2 separate regions of the Mus musculus genome follow, and region 1 is linked to region 2. Evidence: chromatin loops called from intact Hi-C (ENCODE). Cell type or tissue: left cerebral cortex. All regions are shown on one strand. Links, peaks and the distances in the headings refer to the core of each region. The heading gives the core; the rest is flanking DNA.

The links. Peaks named below come from ENCODE experiments on the same cell type or tissue, not always from the same donor. Only the 100,000 strongest peaks of a DNase experiment are listed, where the experiment ranks them.
Region 1: a loop joins it to region 2, with 2.1 times the contacts of the local background. A loop is called at or near these places in 1 of 42 quality-filtered maps.

The regions. Positions count from the first base shown.
Region 1 is chr17:78,243,573-78,254,553 of GRCm38, reverse strand. All of the region lies in intron 2 of Crim1 (cysteine rich transmembrane BMP regulator 1 (chordin like)), which reads right to left. Among named protein-coding and RNA genes, the nearest start is that of Gm41620, 32 kb to the left of the region's middle. In left cerebral cortex, for the core only: no CTCF peak of the experiment used is centred there; a DNase peak (open chromatin) is centred at 4,172.
Region 2 is chr17:78,308,033-78,319,013 of GRCm38, reverse strand. It overlaps Crim1 (cysteine rich transmembrane BMP regulator 1 (chordin like)), which reads right to left. Exons shown (of 17, transcript NM_015800.3): 6 at 5,708-5,890; 7 at 3,268-3,465. Among named protein-coding and RNA genes, the nearest start is that of Gm52306, 21 kb to the left of the region's middle. In left cerebral cortex, for the core only: a CTCF peak has its summit at 6,064; DNase peaks (open chromatin) are centred at 5,179 and 5,808.

The DNA.
Region 1 (10,981 bases), core at 2,420-6,419, 62 kb after region 2:
CCTGGATAAAAGTCAGAATGCAGGAAGGAAAGAGCCCCACTGCACAGCCCACACAGGCTCCCAAGAGCAGCAAGCGCCACCGCTGAGGGGCTCCACTGGGAGGTTACCATGGTTACCAGGTGATACAGCTGCACCGTTCGGGATGCTCCTTCCTCCCAGCTCCTGTCCATCATCTTCCGCACTTGGTGGCGGTGGCGGAGCGTCCCAAGTCCAGCCCTGGCTGTGTCTGCAGCTGCTCAGCTGGTCATGTCTGCAGCCAGGACACCCTGGGCTTGAGAAGGAGGCTTTTTGACCACAGAACAGATTCCCCCATTAATCAGGAATGCTCAGGGGAGGGAGAATCTGAGCCAGTTTGCTACTGTCTGGATATGGCTAATAATTTCTCTCTTAAGTTTCTAGAGGAATTCATGCCAGGGTTTCTTTCAACTACAAACAGCAGATATTATTTTCCTTCTGTATCTTAAAAAAAGCTGGCAGTAGCGATATGAAAAAAAAAATTACCAGAGCCAAAATGTTGAGCTTAAATAAAACAAAGGCACAAGTAAACCCAAATACAGAGGAAGGAAGGAAAGAAGGAAGGAAGGAAGGAAGGAAGGAGGGAGGGAGGGAGGGAGGGAGGGAGGGAGAGAAAGAGAAAGAGAAAGAGAAAGAGAAAGAGAAAGAGAAAGAGAAAGAGAAAGAGAAAGAGAAAGAGAAAGAGAAAGAGAAAGAGAAAGAAAGAGAAGACCTGCTATGCCTTTTCTTTTCAGGATACAAATACAAAGTTACTAATGGTAGTTAGTGCCTCATTTCCTATCAACAGGGACTCTCCAGCCACAATGTTTCTGCTCAAGGGTGCTTAGCACTCACAAAACCTTGCCTTCTTCTAGACAGCAAATGAATTTTAAGCTTTAGAATGCTCACTGCCATCTATGTACAGCACGTCCTTAGTGTTCGTGATTGGGACAACCTTGCATTCCCTGTGCTGCACGTTATCTTTCTCCTAATCCTCCGTGATGGCTATAACCTAAGGTCTGATTCAGATTTTCATGTCATCGTGACTTCTCTTTCCTAACTTGGTTTCGATCTCCCCAACCCTGACTCATTGTTAGTAATTTTTCTACCTGCAAGGCACCGGCCTCAGCTTCCAGGGTGACAGCAAGGAGAATAAAGTGTAACGGGGGATGTCGAGGAGCCTGAACACAGAACCAAGTTCCAGCACACTCAAGGGTGTACTCTCAGCTAGGGACTGGAGGGCCGGGATGGAGAGGCTCTGCGTGGTGTGGAATATGCATGAGCTACAACACAAATCAACTTGTATCTGCCTCAGCGGGCCCTGGTTCTCCAGGGATTCCAACACTCACATAATCATGCCTGAAACAGTAGATGCTCCTGGGAGAAAACTTAAAGATTTTGTGAATAATTTTAGAGAGAAGCCAAGCAAATTGGGATATGAATTTTGCTGATGTCCCTAGGGAAGAATAACAATCATTCTTCAAAGATCGGGGGGGGGGGGGGTACCTGGGTTCCCTTACCTTCCAAACACCATCCACACAGGAAGAAAGGGTTGCAAAAACTTCTCTACCTTGATACAGTTCAGCAGATTCCAAAGGCTCACTTTAACCCTCCATCCCTCCTCATATGGGAAAGGGTACCCACGACTCAAGGTAGAAAGCTGGTGATCATTTCCAAATCCATCTCCTAACCTGACCCCCAGGACTCCAGCAGAGTATTTCCAGGACACAAGGATCCACACCCTTCTCTCTGCCTCTTCCATCAACACCCTGGTCTGGCCACCAGGATTCTCCTTCAGTGTTGAAAAGAATTCCCCCAATAATCCTGCAGCCCCCAGGGAAAATCAGCTTTTTTTCAGAGTGGCCAGAGTTGATTTCATAAATAGCACTTCCTTCTATCACAGCTGAAGCTTAAAGCACTGTTACAGATTCCTAGTGCATTGTGGGTAAAAATCAAAAGTTATTACTTTACAGTCTGTGTGACGGAGTTCTTTCCTAACCTCTCCTGCCACCCAATTCTTGTGACTCCCATGTTAGGCGATTTTCTCCCACAGTAAGATCACTTACAGGTGTCTCTCCGGGCTTGTTATTTATTTATTGTTTAGTATAATTGCTGCTATGATTAATTTTTAACTTTGGCTTTGTTTTGCTTTATTGAGAAAGGATCTCGCTATTACAGTCTTAGTTGGCCTGAATCTTGCGATTTGAACCAGGCTAGCCTCAAACTCATAGAAATCCACTGGCCTTCCAAGCTCTGGAATTAAAGATGTGCACCACTGCGCCTGGCACAGATTTTCGTTTGTATGTTTTGTTTTATAAGATTTACGTTTGAGGATATGTATATGTTTATGTAGATTTATATGATGTATATGTATATGTATATGTATATGTATATGTATATGTATATGTATATGTATATGTGTGGGCATGTGCACAGGTATCTGAGACCCTTGGATCTGGAGTCAGGTAGTTGTGAGCTACTCAATGTGGGTGCCTGGAGGACCTCTGACAAGAGCAGAAGTATTCCTCATGGCAGAGCTGTCTCTCTCCATCCCCTCCTCTAGGCTCGTGGGCCAGGTAACACCTTTCTCCCTTTAGTCCAACTCACAAAGCCATCTCTGCAGATACAGCTTTCTCTGAGTATCCTGTCTCCGTCTCAGAACCCTGGGAATCAGCTCCCACTCTATGATTCTGCTCATGCTCCATGCAACCACAGGACTGGGAGGGACACTGCCTTGCCCACCTTGTTCATCTTGAGCTGTGTGGCACACAGCAAGTCTGCAACAGGTATCAGTGAGTGAGTGAGTGAGTGAGTGAGTGAGTGAGTGAGTGAATGAACACACTGGGGAATGAATGAATGAATGAATGAATGAAGAGCAGATGAATGAAAAAATGAACACACTGGGGACTATGACTTCAGACAAAAGCTTTTCTGAGTCAGTTACCTTTGGAAAACAACTTTCAAGGGCTACTTTTCAGAATCTTGCTCGTAAGCATCCATGCACACGTTACTTCCCCTAAGTCCTCTATGTCAGCACATCACAAACCAATGAAACACTACGGACATGGAAAGCATGAAAATGCTCTACCAAAGGAAGGTCCCACAAAAGCCATCTAGGTCAGAGATGCCGTGTTACGCTATTCAACGTCGAAGAAAACATCACACACACACACAAATCCCCAAGGTGCGAAGCTGGGAATTCAGGATAATGCACACATACTTCCAATTATTTGTTTTGAATTTTTTACTAATGGAAAGAGAATCGGGTCTCACTGGTCTATCTCAAAGGCTTAAGTGACCTTTTACTAAGGATAAAGGACAGACTGGCTGAAATTCTAAGGGAGCTGAAAGGAAACACTGCCTGTCTGAATACACACACTTTACAAGGACTTCAATGGAAACCAACTTATTTTCTCAACTACAGAAAAAAAAAAAGAGCCCTTGAAGAAATAATCTTCAAACAGCTGGAAATCCAAGGGAGTATCCAAAAACCACATGAAATGGAATAACCCGGTCACACCTGACAAAGATTCAACAGGTCCAAACATAAGACAGCATTCACCCTATCCCGCACTGGCTCCACGTAGGTGTATTTAGACACACACACCTAGGTATCTAATTTTGTCTGAAGTTTGGGTTTGTGTGGGCTCCTGTTGGTTGGTTTTTCGGTTCTAGACTTCCTTGAAACAGCAAAGCCATTCAATCAGGCCCTGCCACCCAGCACTGGGCAGGGACGTTGCTTTTGGCCCCGTGACTGCCCTGTCCTTTCCAACTTGTTTGAAAAACCTGTGTTGACTGTACTGTGTGGAAAAAAAAATGAAAAGGAAAGAAAAGCCCTGCTGTTGTAATGGTGCCAAAAGGATACAGAAACAAACGCAGATGCTAGAATTTAAGGCATTTCCTCTGCTCTGGGACTATGTCCGTTAACTGAAGGTCAAAAGCACATTAAAGGGCCCCGGGATCTTAAAGCCTTGGGTAGATTTTTTTTTTTTTTTTTGGTCATCCTCTCTTTTTATTAGGTATGCTGGCGACACACATTTAACTGACATTTAACACACTAGAGTTTATTCAGCAGCATATACGGAAAATCCGAACATTACTTCCAAGCTCAGCTTATTTAAAATCCTAGTGCTTTTTTTCTTAACTGATAGTCCAAGTCCCTTTAAAGTGCCAGTGGGCGAAGGAAGTCATTCTTGTGCCCAATTCACATTTACTGCCTCCTTATGCTGCAGTGTGTCTACGCATTGTGATTTCTAACACTTTGGGAACATTCTCTCACTTTTTTTTTATTTTTATCATGCATCAGATGATAGTAAATAACACACGCTGTATCCACTGTCTTGCTCTTTGTAGCAAATCAGCCATGATCATAAACAAATGGTCATGGAGGGAGCGAGTCACGCCATTTGCTGCTATGAGTTGTAATGGATTTTTCGGAAACAAATCTGAAACAGAAGGAACTTTGGAGGAGAGGAGTGGCCAAAAAAAAATAATAATAAAAGAAATCTTGCTGGGCTTGTTACTGGAGAACTGACAGTAAAAAGCATGAAGCATCGAAGTCCCCTCGGGATTTTGTATACAGCTCTAACATGCAGTGAAGACTTCAGTGCCATAAAATTCAGCAAAATCCTCCCACCACAAGAATGGCCAAATACAGGAGCTTCTCCAAGACAAAGTTTCACTTAGAGCAGTGGTCCTCAACTTCCCTAAGCTAGGGTCCTTTAACACAGTTCCTCATGCTGCGGTGACTCCCAACCATAGTCTTTATGGCCAGAGGTTAGAAGGGCATCCATAGCCATCAAAGAGGAGCAAGGCCTTCAGGAAACTTGTAACCAGGGACTGTAAGACCACAGGGGACTCCAGCCATAGTCTCATTACTACTTTGTAACTAATCTTGCTACTGCTAAGAATTGTAATATAGAGATCTATTTTCTGATGATGGTCTTAGTAGATTCCTTTGAAAGTCATTAGACGCCCCCCCCCCCCACACACACACAAAAGGGTTGTGACCCAGAGGGCTGAGAACCGCTGACACAGGGAGAGCTGAAATGGCCTTGACTCTGACAGTTGGAGACCTGACATCCCACGACAGCTTTACCTGTGCCTCCATTTTTTCCTCTCCATAGATAGAAAAATGAAGCAAGCAGTTTGTAAGTTAATAGTCACTCTTCTTCCATTCATCAGAATTCCAGAATGTTCTACATAACTCTGCTGAGAGTCCTCATGGTTACCAGTGGGTATGCCATCTGATCCTGACCCATGACACCTCTTGCCTATTCAGAGGAGACAAACTTTCTGACTTGTTGCTGTAGAAATGTCAACAGAAGGAAGACAGTATTCAACTTTATCTGTTGTGTTTCCTTTGCTTTGTTGGCATGTGGGAAGCTGATAGACAACATAGTTTAATAGCAAACTTGGGTGTGGTTGTCCCAGTGATAAGGGAAATGAAAGTGGAAGGAGGTTGAATAATATTTATTTGAAGAGTTATAGCTTGTTCTTTTCTCCCACAGATGTTTACAAAGCGTATAAAAATCACACCGGCTCTTAGAAAGAATGGCTGGAATGTCTGTATAGCCAGGGAATCCACGGCCATCAAAGAGGAGCAAAGCTTTCAGGAAACTTGTAACCAGGGACTGTAACACCATTACCAGCTTTGTTATATTTAACAGCACATATGTGGATGTGCACACACACACACAGCAGAACTAATGAGACAGACACGCTGATTGCCAAGTATTACCTATTAGTCATATATACACATATGATTACACATGTTAATCCTTGATGTAGAAAAACAAAACAAAACAAAAACAAAAACAAAAAACTTCCCAGAGGCATTTAGCAGACATGGGTCCAGTCAGAGAGGCATAAAGGAACATGCAGATAACATTTTTGAGTCACACATCATGCTAAGATATATAACAAGACCACAGCCTAATTCCATTTGCAACATTCCTGATGGACAGAGACAAGCTGGCTCTCAACAGGAAAGCATTTAGAAGATTCCAGTCTGATTAGCGAGCAGAGGGCCAACAGGTACTAAGAAAGTGTAAATCTTACTTTCTCTTCGGTAAAGCAGAGAGAAATATTGCTGTAAATGTCATGTGGGAAGTAGTTAGGCCGGTTAAAACCCTGACTGCTTACCAAGCCCTGGGATCAGACACAACCGAGAACCTAAGTTTCCGTTTCACACACCAGAGAATGGTGTAAGGTCCCTTGAGGTCAAAGCTCCTAGAATGACCAAAAAGAGACAGGTCAACACACACACACACACACACACATACACACACACACACATACACACACATACACACACACACACACACACACACACACACACACACACATACACACACACACACACACATACACACACACACACACACATACACACACACACACAGACACACACACACATACACACACACACACACACACACACACATACACACACACACATACACACACACACACACACACACACACACACACACACACACACACACACACACAATTTGCAGGAATCATCTGAAAGGCCACACACACTACAAACTGCACCAAAACTCTCATTCGTGGCCTTTTCATCCACTGTTGAAAAGACACACATTGCTGGTATTTTAAAAAGTCTATGAACAGTAAATAAGAATCTCTCATATAATATAATATAATATAATAGAATATAATATAATATAAATACATTAAATGAAACTAGGAGGTCTTCTAGATGCCACTACAGACCCTTCTGGCAGAGCTCAACCAGTGTACTTACCAATCTTATTAATTTCTGTTCTTTTAACAGCAGATATCCTGAACACATTTTTTTTTTAAAGAGAAAAATAAAACCCATTTCATTCTCTGAACTAGATGAAAGGGAAAGGAAAGGGGGGGATGGAGAGACATAGATGACGCTCTTGGTTCATATTACCAGCAAAATGCTTTCCTCTGTTTCATAAAACCTCAATTTTTATCTGCAGACAAATATATGGATACATTGGGCGAAAGTGGTATCAATCTTTAAACATTATTAAATTCCTCTATTGTTCTCTTGTTATTGGAACAGGAAAAGAAAGGCCGCTGATAAGCAGAAAACACTGTACTTGCTTTTCGGGAAATTAAAAAAATTAAAAAAAAAAAAGACTTCCAGCGACAGAGAAAAGAATAAAAGGTTCCCCTACCCGCTGGAAAACTAGGAAGTCGTCAGCCAGAAACAAAGAATACATCCTTGATTCAGAGGAACAGTCCAGCCCCTGAAAACCACACACACATTAATTCATCTTGTGTTAATCTCTTCCCTCCCCAGCTCTGCAGTCACCACTTACTGCATCACTTCCTCCTGATGCAAAAAACACTGAGCAACAGGGGTCACAAATCAAAAGCAGGAAGGTGCCATAGAAAAGACAATGCCCAGGACTCCAGCAGCAGGAGCAGCTTATGTGGGCTGCTCTTCTTGTCTTAGCGCCCATACACCATTACAAGAGGAACCCCATACCCAAAGAGATTATCTGAGTGCCCAGGCTACTACCCTATGCGTGGCAGCAGTCAATAAGTACTAGGGGATGTGTCAAATTTTATGAGTAGGACATTTCTAAACTTTTTTAAACCAAAGGTTGAATGTTAATGAACCCTGAAATGACTTTCTTGAGAAAGTCGCACATTTCACAAGGAACAGAGACATCAGATCTAGAGGTAAACAGCCTGTCTATGAGTCACAGAAGGGCTTTGCAACTAATTAAAACTCCGTCCAATTGATTTTTGTTGCTCATGAATGTCTATCTCCCTCAGCTCCCACGCTCAGCGCCATTCCATTTGCATCTGGCTGTCCTGAGTATGTCACTGCCTGGGTGAACATCTTCCTAGATGGTAAGAAAGTGTATTAAAAAAAAGCGAAACGTGAGGCTGGGGTTCTGAGGCGAACACAAGCCTGGAAAGAACACGATGGGATGATCAATCCTGGAAAAGGACGAACGAAGTCACCCTCACGCTCCACAGAAGGTTGATCCTGGTGACTTTCAGCTGCAAGTGGGAGAAACTAGCTTCTTACTGGGAGCTGAGGGGGGCACATCTGTGTGGAGTTGTATGCATTCAACTTTGTCCCTTTCATTCACAAAGATCTTTCCATTTTCATTCCAAAAAAAAAAAAGTAGGAACAAAAGGAAGGAGGGAAGGAAAGAAGGAGGGAGGGGAGAGGAGAGGAGAAGGAGAAAGAAAACCTATATTTAAGGAACTGTTCCTCCCAGATGACCTCTTAACCAAGATACTAATAAACATGCAATACTGCAAGCCTGGAAAAGCATAAAATAAGTCTACCAAAAAATCCTTCCCTACCCTGACAGGCCATACGGACACTTGAAACCATCAGCTTTTGACAGAAGGCAGATTCACATTAAAGCCACTGTGCTCATAAAATCATGCTTGAGCTTCCTCTCATAGACTCCCCTCCTCTCTCTAGTAAAAAGACTGTGGACACTTCACCTGACTTGGGTGAAGTGTCCACGGTACCAGATAATGGCCTGGGAATAAGAATGACACTAACGAATGGGGCACACATTTGAACGGCGAGTGGCTCAGGAAACCTGGGATGGTCCACACCCTCTGGTTGGTGGAGATGACCCAGCTCAGAGCAGCCGGTCTGTTCTCAGGCACTGAAGAACCACCTCCCACTTCCCTCTGGGGGAATCTCAGCAAGTGCTCATGTCACCTAGCTGTCCCTGTGGCCACTCAGAGGGCTGGGATTCTATAGAAGAAAATGTTTTTTTTTTTTTTTGTGTGTGTGTGCGTGTGTGTGTAGGGCTAGGGTTCAGCTGGACACAGCTGGGCCAGGCAGCCACTCAGCAGCAACGTGTGACAGAGCCCACGCTGAACCCTGGGAAAACCTGAGAGGTCATCTCCAGCCAAGTTAGAAACCACACACACAGGAGGGGCTGCCCAGAGCCACTCAGGGGAGAAAAAAAAACCCTAAACCTGCTGAAGCCAGGCATTAGATCAGCATCTGGTTAGCACTTCCTGGAGGTACAAACAGAAAGTTGAAAGCTGGTTCTGAAAGAGCACCCCTTCCCTAGCTTGAGGCCAGGATGCATTTCGTCTTTTAGCAACAATAACTGATGTATTCTTAAAACGCACAGTGTGTTCATTTTAAAATAAGACATATTACATGTGAAGCAAAAACCTTCTCTGCTACGCCCAGTGTTGCTTTAACACGAGGGTTAGACAAGGATGGGCAGGGAGTTGGTAGAATTGAGCACATCTTAGGACATAAGAGAGGACTGGAAAATGTAGTTGTGTATGTTCTTAAAGAGGTTAAGACCGAACAAAAGAAAGGGAAGAATCATTGAATGGCACAGGACCTCAAAAGAGTCCTTGCCTATGGAACGTGCCTGGGAAGCACTGCTCGAATGTTAAAATGAAAGTTCACATGACACTAAGTCCTTCCTGTGGTCATTCCCAGTGCAGTGGAAGAAAACTTCCCTCTTTACCTACCTACCACGCTTCTCTTAGCAAGGGATACAACATCTTTAATCAGGACTTCCTCCTATCTCCTTGAAGAGCAGGAGAACCCACAACTCCCAGAAGGGTAGGTCACTGTATGATGTCTCCCAGCCAGAATGCAGGTAACGTGAGTGGTTTTCAAGCGACTGTTCTCTCTAACTGGTCTGAGGCCAAGTTCCTGGAGCTTCCTGCTTTTATTTCCCAGATACTTGACACTGGTTTCCGCCTTCTCGGAGCCCTTTCTGTTTTTCCTGTGCCGCTTATCAGGCCATCAAATTGGCAATGAACTCAAACATGTTTTGAACAATAATTCTTCTAAAAATCTATACCTATAGTATATAGTTTTAAAATGTTGACTTAACCTAAGCTAAAAGTCTACTGTTTCAAATATTTTACTTTGACTCTGTTTTCTTTCTCCTATCATGAAATGGGGGTTAAAGTCATTTAAAGACACACTCACACACCACACACACACCTCCATATATGTGTGTGTGTGTGTGTGTGTGTGTGTGTGTGTGTGTGTGTAGGCATTTATTTTCCCCAAATGAAAAAGCAGAATACTCTTATGTGGATGTTCATTATACAGACCTGCAATCTAGTTGATGTTGCTGTGTGATGTTTTATTTTCGAGTTCTTTATAAAAAAGGGTTTTTTTTAGAGAACAGCACACTGTATTATCAATTCATGATTGCCTTTATTAAAAAAAATGAGGCAGTGATTCAGATTTTAAATTTCATAAAGGCCTTACTGTCTTTCGTAAGCAGAGTAAGTACTTGTAAATGGCATTTAAGCAGCCAAAGGAGAAACCATTGGGGACCCTGACAGTAATGAGATCCTTGTGCCATCTGGAAGGTGAGGATAATATGTTTTTTTTTTCACTTGGCCACAAGAAGACCTAGCAGTTCCAAAGTTGATAGGCAATATTAATTGGAATCATTTAAAATTAAAATTTAAGACAGTGTCTATGAGATAAAGCAATGCAATCATAAGCATAACCTGGCACTAACTCACTTAAGAAAAGTAGAATCTATATTTAATCCTTTTAATGAAGAATCTGACTTAACAATTAGAAACCTGCAAATACTAAAGCCCTAAAGTTGAGAGGGCAAGGTTTCCCCAAAAGCCGCTTGCTTGAGTCTCTAAAAGACACATATGTTGAGCTTATCCTTTGGGCGGGGGGCAGGAGAAGGGAGATAATTAAATATATGTGTTGAATCATCGATGAATATGTTTTTGCAGCGGTCTGAAGAGGCCACGAAGGGTCCCCCAGGTGTGGTAAACCTCATCAGGTGTACAACACACAGCCCGTGTCTATCCTCTTGTCAATAGAACAACAGACTCATGAGTTGTTAGAAGAGCCTTGTAAGTTTAGCTCTGCTACATGGAGTTCCTGAATAACCAACAGTTATGTACAGCTACTTCTATGACCTGTGAGCCAATCGTCACAATGTTATTGTTCCCATTATAGTCAATATTACATTAGGGAATATTTTGAGGGCAC
Region 2 (10,981 bases), core at 4,428-8,427:
TTGTAAGGCACTTAAGGACTTGCGGTCAAGTTAGCTGTCAAGTGACAGCCTTGTCTTCAAGGGTCCCCAGATTCATGTTCAGGTCCTGTGGGAGTAGCCTATTATGGTGTTCCTTGGAAGGTAGGAGTCTTTAGTGACAATGACAGCCCCAGGGTTCCCTCTTCCTGGAGGTCCTAACATGCTGTATTTGGCAATTTGTGAGTTATTTCAGCAACATTTAAAAACCACAATACCTGTATAGGGTTGACTCTTCTAATTTTATATTCTGTGGACCTTGAGACAAAGCCTAAAAGTGAGGGCTGTCTCTAGTCATGCAAGTATGTGTGCGCGGGAGTTTACTCCGGGTCTGAGCTGAACACACATCAGTAATTCTGTTTGTCTGTAAATGATCTGGGCTGATGGCTCCTTTATTATTCAACAACACATTGGGATTTTTGTTGTTATTGCTACTTTCCTATTCCATACCGTTCTTTTGCTATTCTGAGATCATTCACAATTACACTTAACAATGCACTGGAATAGCTACTGAGAAAAATGTCTTCAAATGGTTGCATATATTTTTCTTGGACTCTATAGAATAAGACCCTCTCATCTCATAGGCTTTAAAAAAATCTTTAGTAATAGTTATTATTACTTATCAGTAACTTTTCATTATCAGTCTCTGAATTTTGATTTAATATGAAAAAGTCATTCTGCCTTTATTACACCATGCAGTGGCAATCACTGGAGAGTTAATACCATCCTAGACCAAGGTTGCTACGCAGCTCAAGTAAAAACTAAAACAAGAAATGTAAGCCATGTGAGTTCTCTATGGAGTAGAAAACACAATCTTGTGAAAGGTTTGCTTAAGACAGATAGAGACTAAGGAGGAGCCAGCAGAAGTTTCGAGGTGACCAAGCATTCTTTGTCAAGGCAGAGAGGGCTGCTGAGGCAGGAGACTGGAGAAGGCGATTCTAACTGAGTCTCAAGGGAACCTGCTTCTAAGGGTTATGAACTATGGGTGAGGGTCTGTGGGCAATCATATCCCAAATGGTTATAGCAATTGCCCAAACTGCAAATGATCTCTTACCATACCACTCCACTCCTGTCTTTCCCTGATATGGGGCCAAAAGCCAGGAATGGGTGAAGATTCATAAAGCAAGGGGAAACACAGAGTTCAAGGCCAGCAGGAAAAGCAAAATAAAAATGGGATTTCAACTATGCCATGTGATGGCAACTTAGGTAATTTCACTAAGCCTTCATGTCCTCATCTCTGAGATGGGACACTAAGGCCTTCAGCACGGAGCCATACAAAGGGTGCACAAAGTTTGGTACAGGTGTCATGCTCACACCCCCAACGTCTCAGCATGGCCCATGTCTCCTCTGTTCCCTGGTTTAATTGAAAACTCAGCCCCAGGGTGCTCTTTGGAGTGTCTCGTAATTACCTCTGTCTCGTCTAGGTTGGAGGGTGGTTCTTCATTAAGCTTTCGTATTAATGGCTCACTCACACATAACTCTTTTCTTAAGGTGTCAAGAATTAGGTCAGAACTCTGTGCAGATGCCACAGAACCCAAACAGGAAGTGACCCCCCCCCCCCCCCCAACAGTGGCCAGTCAGGCACCTACAACCCAAGACTAAAAGATCAACTGCACACATATTCTGGTGGCTGTGTCCACTTACTTTTGTTGGGAACACCTTCCCCACCCCCGGTAAAAAACTCTACAAGTTTCATTTTGGATCTAGGCAGTGCCACTTGAAGCTAGAAAGGCTGTTTTTTTTTGGAAAACTGGGCTATGCGATTATGGTTTTTGTTTTGCCATCTTTATCTCTGGGATATAAATAGTCCAGGTTGACAACAGACTGGCCTTAGTTCTTAGGATTGGGCACTTCCACATTAGCCCAGTCTAACAGTACATCTTTGCACACGTTCCTCTTTGTAGCTTCAAAATGCTGTGTGTGTGGGGGGTGGGGGAGGGGGGAGGTCCGCGCAAATCTGTCTCCTGGAAGCTATAGAGTCAGAGGGTTGGCCGCTGTACTTTGTGTAGGTAACAGTGGCAGGGCTGGCGATGTCAACAATTCAAGAGTCCTCCAGCTTCCATTCTTTTTTAAAACAAGACAAAACCCATGATTTTTAAGGTCTTAAGCAAATCTAGTCCTTCTAAGGCTAATGACTCCATTCACTAAACTGATGCTTAATTTACTAAAATTCAGATACTACCAAAGGATTTCTTGATACCATATGTCATGGGCCTAGGGGACAAACCTAGTACTATTATCCTGTTGAAGGAACACAGCAATCCAATGAATGACTCCTGATGATATGTTGCTGTGCCCATAGATCAGTGCGTTACTCAGCCCTCATTGGAGGAGTTTCCCCTATTAACACACACACACACACACACACACACACACACACACACACACACACTGTTCATACTAAAAAGACCTTAATTAGATCATTTTCTATCTTAACTGTGTGTTTTACAAATTCTACAAGGATCCATTTTCAACATACATTTTGACTTCTATCCTTTATTTTACTATGCAAAACTGTTTCTTGAGCATGGATTCCCCCATTGGCTGTGTCAGCATAAACAGTCCTTTCCTATGGGGACTGGCAATGGTGAGTTAAGTATGTCTGCAAAGTACCTTCTCACAGTACAGAAAATGAACTGGGTAGCAGCTGGCTCAGAGACAGGCACCTAGCACGCCTCAGCCACTTCGTCCTGAGCAGGAAAAGACACAGCAAATGTGGGGAGCCAGGCTAGAAGGCAAAGAATTAGAGAACCCAGCAGCCTCATGTCAGCCTTAGAGGCAGGCAGAAGTGTGCTCAGTATGAGGCACAGGCCCGTGTGACCTGCCTTTGGGGATGCTGGGATTTTCTCCTGGCAGTCAGCATTCTTCAGCTACGTGGTATTTCGCAAGTTGAACGTGCGGTACCTAAGTTGCAGCTCTAACTCCTGATTTTATTTCCTTGTCTTGACCTTTGGGTATTAAGTAGGCTCGCAGTGAACTGAGTCAAAATATAAGCATCCTTGTGCTGTGTAATGTATTCAGACAAGCACAACGCAATGATAGAGTAAGGCCCATGTGACTCTCATTTTAAATTTGCAACACTTCCCCCTAATGACGAATTTGGGCTGCATAATAAATTTGCCTGCAACTGGTAACGGCACGAAGCAGACATTACACCCAAGGACATAAAAAAGGGAAACGAGACCATACTGGCCAACACTTCTTCCAACAGGAGGAGGTGTGCCAGATGCTCATTAGAACTGTAGTGCTTACCTTCACACACGGGGCAACACTCCCCGGGCACTTTCACTGGGTGCATGCAGCTCTGCCCGCAGGCCGTGGCCACGCAGTGAGGTTCTCCGTTGATACACTGGCAGAAGGTACAGTCATCTTCCCGCCACCGGTCCCCGTGGGCGCGGATCTGGCCATTGGCATAGCAGCCAGCAGGGTTGTTAAGAGGATAGATGGGATCTAGAGCAAAGCATGAGTTCAGAATGGTATGAAGCCTTGCGAATCTGACCTCTGCCTGTACCTGCACCTGAAGACAGTTTCCTCCCGTCTCCATCCCTCAACATTATTCCATCTCCTATCAGTGGAAGCCGGGGACTAACACGAAGGGGTCCCTGAGATGACATCCAAAGGCAGCGGTCATAACGGACTTCTACCTTCTCAACCTGAAATTAGTATCAGGATGAACGTGACCTAGAAACAGGTATGCAGGTGCCATTGCTCCTCAGGTGGGCAAAAAGTGGGGACAGAGACAAGGGCGGGTACTTGGAAAACAGAGGCCCATTTGAGATTCTGAGAAAGTCTCCTGAGATGCTAGTATTAAATAGTTTACACCATGATTTCTGGAAGGCAGAAAGAGCTTGTCCACTGAACTGGAATGGTACTGTTGCTTCTGGAACTAAGTTAGCTCACTCTGACAATATCTACAAGTCCATAAGGATACCGGGAAGGAACACATAAGGTTCTCAATACAGCCTTGTGCAGGGTAAGGCTGGTCTGGACATCCCATGGGTCTCTGGGGTCCCCCGGAGGAGGACTGAACTTACACCATTTTCCTTGCCATAATTTGGGCAGCTAAGTAACAGGCAAGGTTGAAGGACAGAATTAGACAAGGCTACCATAAAAAGGAATATTCTGAAATGATTGACAAGAACATAAATAGTGGATGCAAAAATATCCCTAAGTACCCCTGTAAGGAGAACCATCGAAAGATTACTCCATTCTTTTTACTAAAAATACGTAAAAGCTGGCGTCAACAAGAACAGAGAGCCCGGGTCAAGTTCAGAGGTTAGCGTTTGTTCTAATGAGGCGGAGGGTTTTATACACAAGTTAGATGGAAGTGGTCTATAGCCCTCAGGTAGCCAGGGCTTTCTCAAGTCCTTCAAAGAAAATATTACAATGCATAGGCCACTCTGCTTTGAGCTTGGTCCTGAATTCTGGGAAGGGGGAGGTAATCAGATAACTGTGCAGGCAGCTCGGTAACACTATGAACATAGAGGTTCCAATCTGTTTTAAAAGCACTAACTGTGATGTAGTTTCTGACTCTTTTGCAAACCAAGGTTGGTTAGAGAACAATCAATTGGGAAAGTTAAAAGTCTGCAGTGATTTTCTTTTTTAAATCCTCGGCGACACATAAAACCTGAACTACTTTTCTCCTGTCTTGGCTAAAATATTTTTTTTTCCGAGCAAGGAGAGGACTCATTATTATGAACAACTGCTCTCGGTGTTAGGAACAGAGATGTCCTACTTTAGGGACTTCGGGACATCAGGACTCTATGATAAATACAGCACAGACATCAAACGGATTTTAAGGGGAAAAGTATAGAACTGAACAGGCCACTGTGCCCTTGTGCTTTGTGAGTGAAGGACAGTCACAGATCTCTGGACTAAAGACAATCAGGACAACACGGTTCAAGTGACTGACCCTATCTGAAAACAGTATGTGGTCAGATGACACCGCAGGCTGAAAGAGCCTGAAAGAATTCCTGGACCATTGCTCTTGGCATCCCATTGCTCCTGGCATCCTTGCAAAGTCAGTTTTATCTTTGATTTTTATGTACTTCAGCTTTCTGGTACTTAAGGGGATGGGGTGTGGTGGATGCAAATCACGTAGCAGGCCTGAAATTTCACTACTTATGACTTGCTGAGGCGGGATGAGTCTGCTGCAGGAATATGCAAATACCACTGCTTGAACAAGAGAGGGATACAGAATCAACACGTCCCCTAGAAGTCACATGTGACACATGCCTGGTCCTGACGCTGCTGCTGCTGCCTCACCCATCTGCAACTTGACTCTAATTAACACCCCTTTTCCAGGGAAAAATGGCAGTAGGGTCCTGGGTCTGAGCTGACTGGACTAGACAGACGGTGATGGCTGTATTAACTCTAGCTGAGCAATCCACGAACAGGAGATGAGGAATTCCAACGCCAGGGTGTAGACCAAAGAGTGATCCCTGTACTTAGTGACCACTACAACTGTGTGGGAGAAACAGAAAGCAACCAGGGAAATGACATGTCATGTTGTAGAACCTGTGACAGAGGACTGTGCTCAAAGCAGAGTTTTCCTCAGGGAAGTATTTCCAAGTCACTACCAACATCTAAAAGAGACCACTCACTACCCAGGGACTTCTTTAAGATTCCTCTAAATTAGACTGGTTTTGAAATAAAAGCTCTGAACTGTACAGCCTGCAGGGAGCTCACCCACCTTCACACACAGGGCAACACTCCCCCTCAGGCACATAGTATCTTTCGCAGTTCAGTTCCCCACACTGCGCCGTGAAGCAGATGGAGACACCCCCCTGGCATCGGCAGAACCGACAGTTGTCCATTCGAAACATGTCTCCGTCGTAATACTCCACGCTGTTGAACACGCAGGCTGGCTTTGTTTCTGCAAAGAGTCAAAACAGAGGAGGCATGTGGGAGAGGGCGTATCTCATGGGGACCCACCCATACGCAAAGAACTACACACACTACAACAAAGATGCTAAGAGGAGAGAAAGAATCTTCCCCGAGTATCCAATGCTACGTAGTTAACTCTGAATTCAAATACATAAGAGCAACACTAGGTGGATTGAGTTGGTTGTATTTATATTGTATGCTCCCTTTCTCTGTCTCTCTCCCTGTCTGTCTGTCTGTCTGTCTTTGAAAGAGGCCATGGTTTCAAGAGGGAACAAAGGTGGAAAGGGAGATACATGGGAAGAAATTTGAAGGACGAAAAGAAGGAGAGGAAATGATGTAATTATATTTAACAATAATAACCAAACAAAGCACATTTGAGGTCATTTTTTAAGTGGCGTCTTTGTGTGCCTTTGAGACAGCCTTTAGGCAGTTCTGTCAGCAGGAAGTTATAGTTTGGTGGAAACTTTTTACTGAACTGACTGTAACTCTCAGAGAGACTAGCACACAGTGACATAAAAACAAAACACACAGCTACCCTGTTCACACAGAGGAGCTGAAATGCCGCTTGTCAGGGTCTACACTGACTTCCTCCCACCTAATGGGCAGCTCTAGGACCATGACACTCATGTGTATACAAGATCATATTTACGCTGCTAAATAACTCTCTTTGAATAACCGTCCTGTTCCCACACTGGGTTTGGTTCCTGCTTCCAAAGGTTTAGTCAGGGCTTTCGGCGGGCTTTTCTGTTCCTCTCGTATGCTTTCCTTTTTGTTTGTTTGTTTGTTTTTTATTTTGTTTTCTTTTTTCTAGACAGGGTTTCTCTGTGTAGCTCTGGCTGTCCTGGAACTCACCCTGTAGATCAGGCTGGCCTCAAACTCAGAAATCTGCCTTCCTTTTCCTCCCAAGTGCTGGGACTAAAGGCATGCACCACCACTGCCCGGCTGGTATGCTTTCCTTGTTTTTTGTAATTATTAGTTCTTGACCATCAACATCCATAACTTTGTTTAATCTCAATACAAAGCTATGATGCACAGCTCTCTTTATTTTTAATTTTTTATTTGAATTGGTGTTTCATCTGCATGTATGACTAAGTTAGGGTGTTGGGTCCCCTGGAACTGGGGTTATAGGCATATGTGATCTGCCACGTGTGTGGTGGGAATTGAACCTGGGTCCTTTGGAAGAGCAGCAGTGCTCTTAACTTCTGAGCCATGTCTCCAGTTCCTATGATGGAGGTACGATCATGAGTTTAGAGGCAAGCGAATTCTGGATCATTTGTTTAAAAATTGCATATCTAGCAAATGGCAGAAATAAAAACCACAGCCCACCAGCAGAAAGCTTGCACTCTACCGTCTGTCTCTTGGCTATGTTCTGCTAGAGAGTAACAATTCAATATTTAAAATAGTTCGATATTTTACAACGCCAAAGATTTTTGCTGAAAACCAATTCCAACCTGACAAAAGACACCACCAGAAAACAAATCTATAGATGGTTATATCTCTTGTGAATGAGACAAACATTCTCAAAGATCCTCCTAGCAGACCACATCCTATGACATATAAATGGGATTAAACACCATGACTAACTGGCATTTATTATGTAATGCAAGATGGGTTTAATTATTAAAATATCAGCTATTTCCATAAGACGTGTCCACTGAATAAAGGACCGCAACTCTCAACTACAGCACCTTCTCAAATGATGGGGAATACACAAATACCCAAAGGATATCCAAACTCTGCCATTAAAAAAAACAAAAACAAAAAAAAAACAAAACAAAACACTCAAGAGTAAGGAATAGGAAGAAACTTTGTTAACTCTGTAAACAGCACTGTACATTGTTAACTTGGTAAACAGCACTGTACATTGTTAACTTGGTAAACAGCACTGTATACTCAATTTCTCCCAGCATCCTAGGACTGTGCAGTGAAGGTCTGGCTACTGAGATGCACATGGCTTATAAGGACACAAACTTCACCAGCTGATTAATCCATTAAGGTCATTGCCAAATGAACTACTAGTGGAGACTTTTGCTAGAGAAACTTGGGCATGCCTTTAAGGGGTGTATCTTATCCCTGGACCGTCCTCTTTCTCTCGTGATCTTTGGCTGCTATGCCTCTTTGTCCTGATGCTTCTGCCTTGCCATAGCCCTAAGAGCAATGTAGCCAGACAATGAACACGAAACCATGAGCCAAAATAAGTCTTTTCTTTTTAATCTGTGTTTCTTAAGTGTTTTTTTTTTCCACAGTGGGTAAAGGAAGCCAGCACAATAATCTATAAGGACTCACAAATAACATCATACTTAGCAATGGTGAAAGACTGAAGTTTCCCCCCAGAACCAAGAAAAAAACCAATGATACCTCTTCTTAGCACATCAGACTAACATTATATTTGAAGTTCTAGCCAAGACAATCAAGGAAAGAAAATAAGTAGAAGGCATCAGAGTGGAAAAGAAAAATTAATCCTATATCTAGATGTATATGACATGATCTTGAAGACAGAAAATCACTGAAAACTCTATTGGATATTATAAATGACTTCAGCAAGGTTACAGGGACAAACTGCAATATATGAAAATTGGATCTCTATACAATTTCAATAAGCACTCATAAAATAAAGTTTAAAAATCCCATTTCCCAATCGAATTAGAAAGAATATTTACAAAAAAAGTACAGTGCTTATACTCTGAAGTTAACCTTCTTAAAGAATACACTCCTTAAAGAAATTAAAGAGTTCTAGATAAACAGACACAGATTAAAAGGCAGTATTAAGATAAAAATGTTCCCCAAATTAATAGAATACCCAATGCCAACCGTATCAAAATCCTACCGCATTCTTGTGTTTAACTTGACTCTGCTTTCATAAACTCTTATGGAAACATAATTAGGAATTTACAAAATAATGATTAAAGGAAAAAGGAAGTTGAAGGATTCACACCTCTTGATTTCCAAAGGTGACCCAATGATGGAGTGACCAAGACAGTGTGGTGCCAGTGTAAAGATACGCATGACACGTGTGGAGTTTAGAACTCAGAAATGAACTCTCAGTACACAGGTTTTTGAGAATACTGCCAGGGCCATTTGGTGAGTAGAAAGAGAAAAATGGCGGAAAGACAACTCCATAGTCGCAGGCTGAGGGATGGCCATCAGTCTCCTCATCTTCTCTGCCTCTCATCAATAACAGATTATTAAGTGAGTTACTATAGGAATGAACACTCTTTCTAGACTCTAAAATCATGTCAACTGGGATTCCAAAACCCTCAGGAGAACTATTCAAAGAGGCTACAAAGGGTGATTCACCTTTCTCACTTTTTATATTTTAATACATCTTGCCAAACACAGAAGTACTGGAGTTGACAGGTACCATCAAATGCACAAGTAGACCTATACTATCAGAAATGAAACACCCGTCTTACATATACAAAACTAACTGAAAATGAATCTGAGCACTGTGGCCTAAATCTAAGTCACAATTATGGCCTTCTTAGAAAAGACAGAAATGACTCTTTGTGGTCCTGGAAGACGCAATGGCTTCTTGGATTTGACACCAAAAGACTGCACAAGAAATGGCTACAGTCCATTAGACTCGGGCTATGCCTATGTTTCCAAGGTTTCTGTCAGGAAAAAAAAAGATGACAGTCACCAGTGTGGGGATGGCTCCGTTAAATGATAAGGAAGACACATCTGAGCAACATAATCCATAACCCAGGTAGAAAAACCCAACTAGAATGGGAAAGTATTCTAGAAGGTGAATCTCCAGGTCAGATTCAGTTCAAAGCAGTGGATACACACATGCAATGTGGCTTGTGCTGTCAGTTATTGGAAGAATACAAAGTGAAAGAAAAATCTCCGACCTACTGAGAAGACTGCAACAGAACAAAACAAGACACAGGTGGTAACAAGTGTGGATGTGGACAGAAAGACAGTGGTACTCTTCCACTGCTATTAGGGAAGACATTAAGTTACAGCTGTGATGAGAAGTTCCTCAACATACTAAATTTACCACAAGATAAGTAATTCCATCTGCAGGTTTTCTTCAGTGATATTTAGATGTAATACTTCTCCCCTCTACCCTCCCCCAAAAAACTAGTATTATTTTGAACAGAATTCTTATGCTAGCTCAAAATTTTTCTGTATGCTTGCAGTTACCTATTTATCTAATCTAGACCTTGAAGGACATCCACAGCTAGACTACAAATAGCAAAAAGTGCGTAAGACAGGACCACGGGCCTGTATAGTCTCCTACATCTTTTTCACACCTCAATCCATAACTGTTTATTAAGGGAGTTATTATGTGAATAAGCACTCTTTCTAGACTCCAAAATCATGTCAACTGAGATTCAAAAAAACAAAAACAAAAACAAAAAAACCTCAAAGAGCTCATGAAAACTATTCAAAGAGGCTACAAAACTCTGATTCACACTCCTATGTTAAGCCAAATGTGCTAGCTGTGGAGTATGGCAAGTACTGTGCTCTAACAAAGCACGCTGAAAAATAAAGCAAGCCAACCAATATTAATTATTTAGCTGAGTTAATCAACCATGTACGCCATAGGGGCGAAGCCACAAATCTCCATCCAGTATTTGAACAAGGAAGGCCAGAGATGCTGGTGAAGCCCAAAGCTGCTGCATGATCTGCTCTCGTGGTGGCGAGGCGTGTAGACATTTATACAATAGAGACTTGATTGACAGGAGGATGGGGTCAGTTTAGCCAACCAGCTAAAGCACAGATCAGGATGGTGGCGGGTAGGCGGGCCAAGCTTCAAAGAGCTGGAGAGTCTCCAAAAGTACAGCTCAGGGAGCTACCTTTAGGCTAAGCCTTTCTGGATTGAAAGAAACCAAATCAGCAAAACGAAGCCTCTGTTGCTGAGAAGAAATTAATAAGAACGTTTGAAACAAGTGTATAATGCAAGGAGCAATGCCCGATTACTTCTTCATCTCTTGATGAGGAGGATGTGAACCTTCGAATGGTGAGGAGCGAGGCCACGCCTCTCTAGAAAGAGTGGCATAGGCCGATGTGGAGCAGAAGCAGTACCAGGTGGCACTTGTTCTCCTCAGTGTGGAAGTGTCTTTCAGTGACTTTC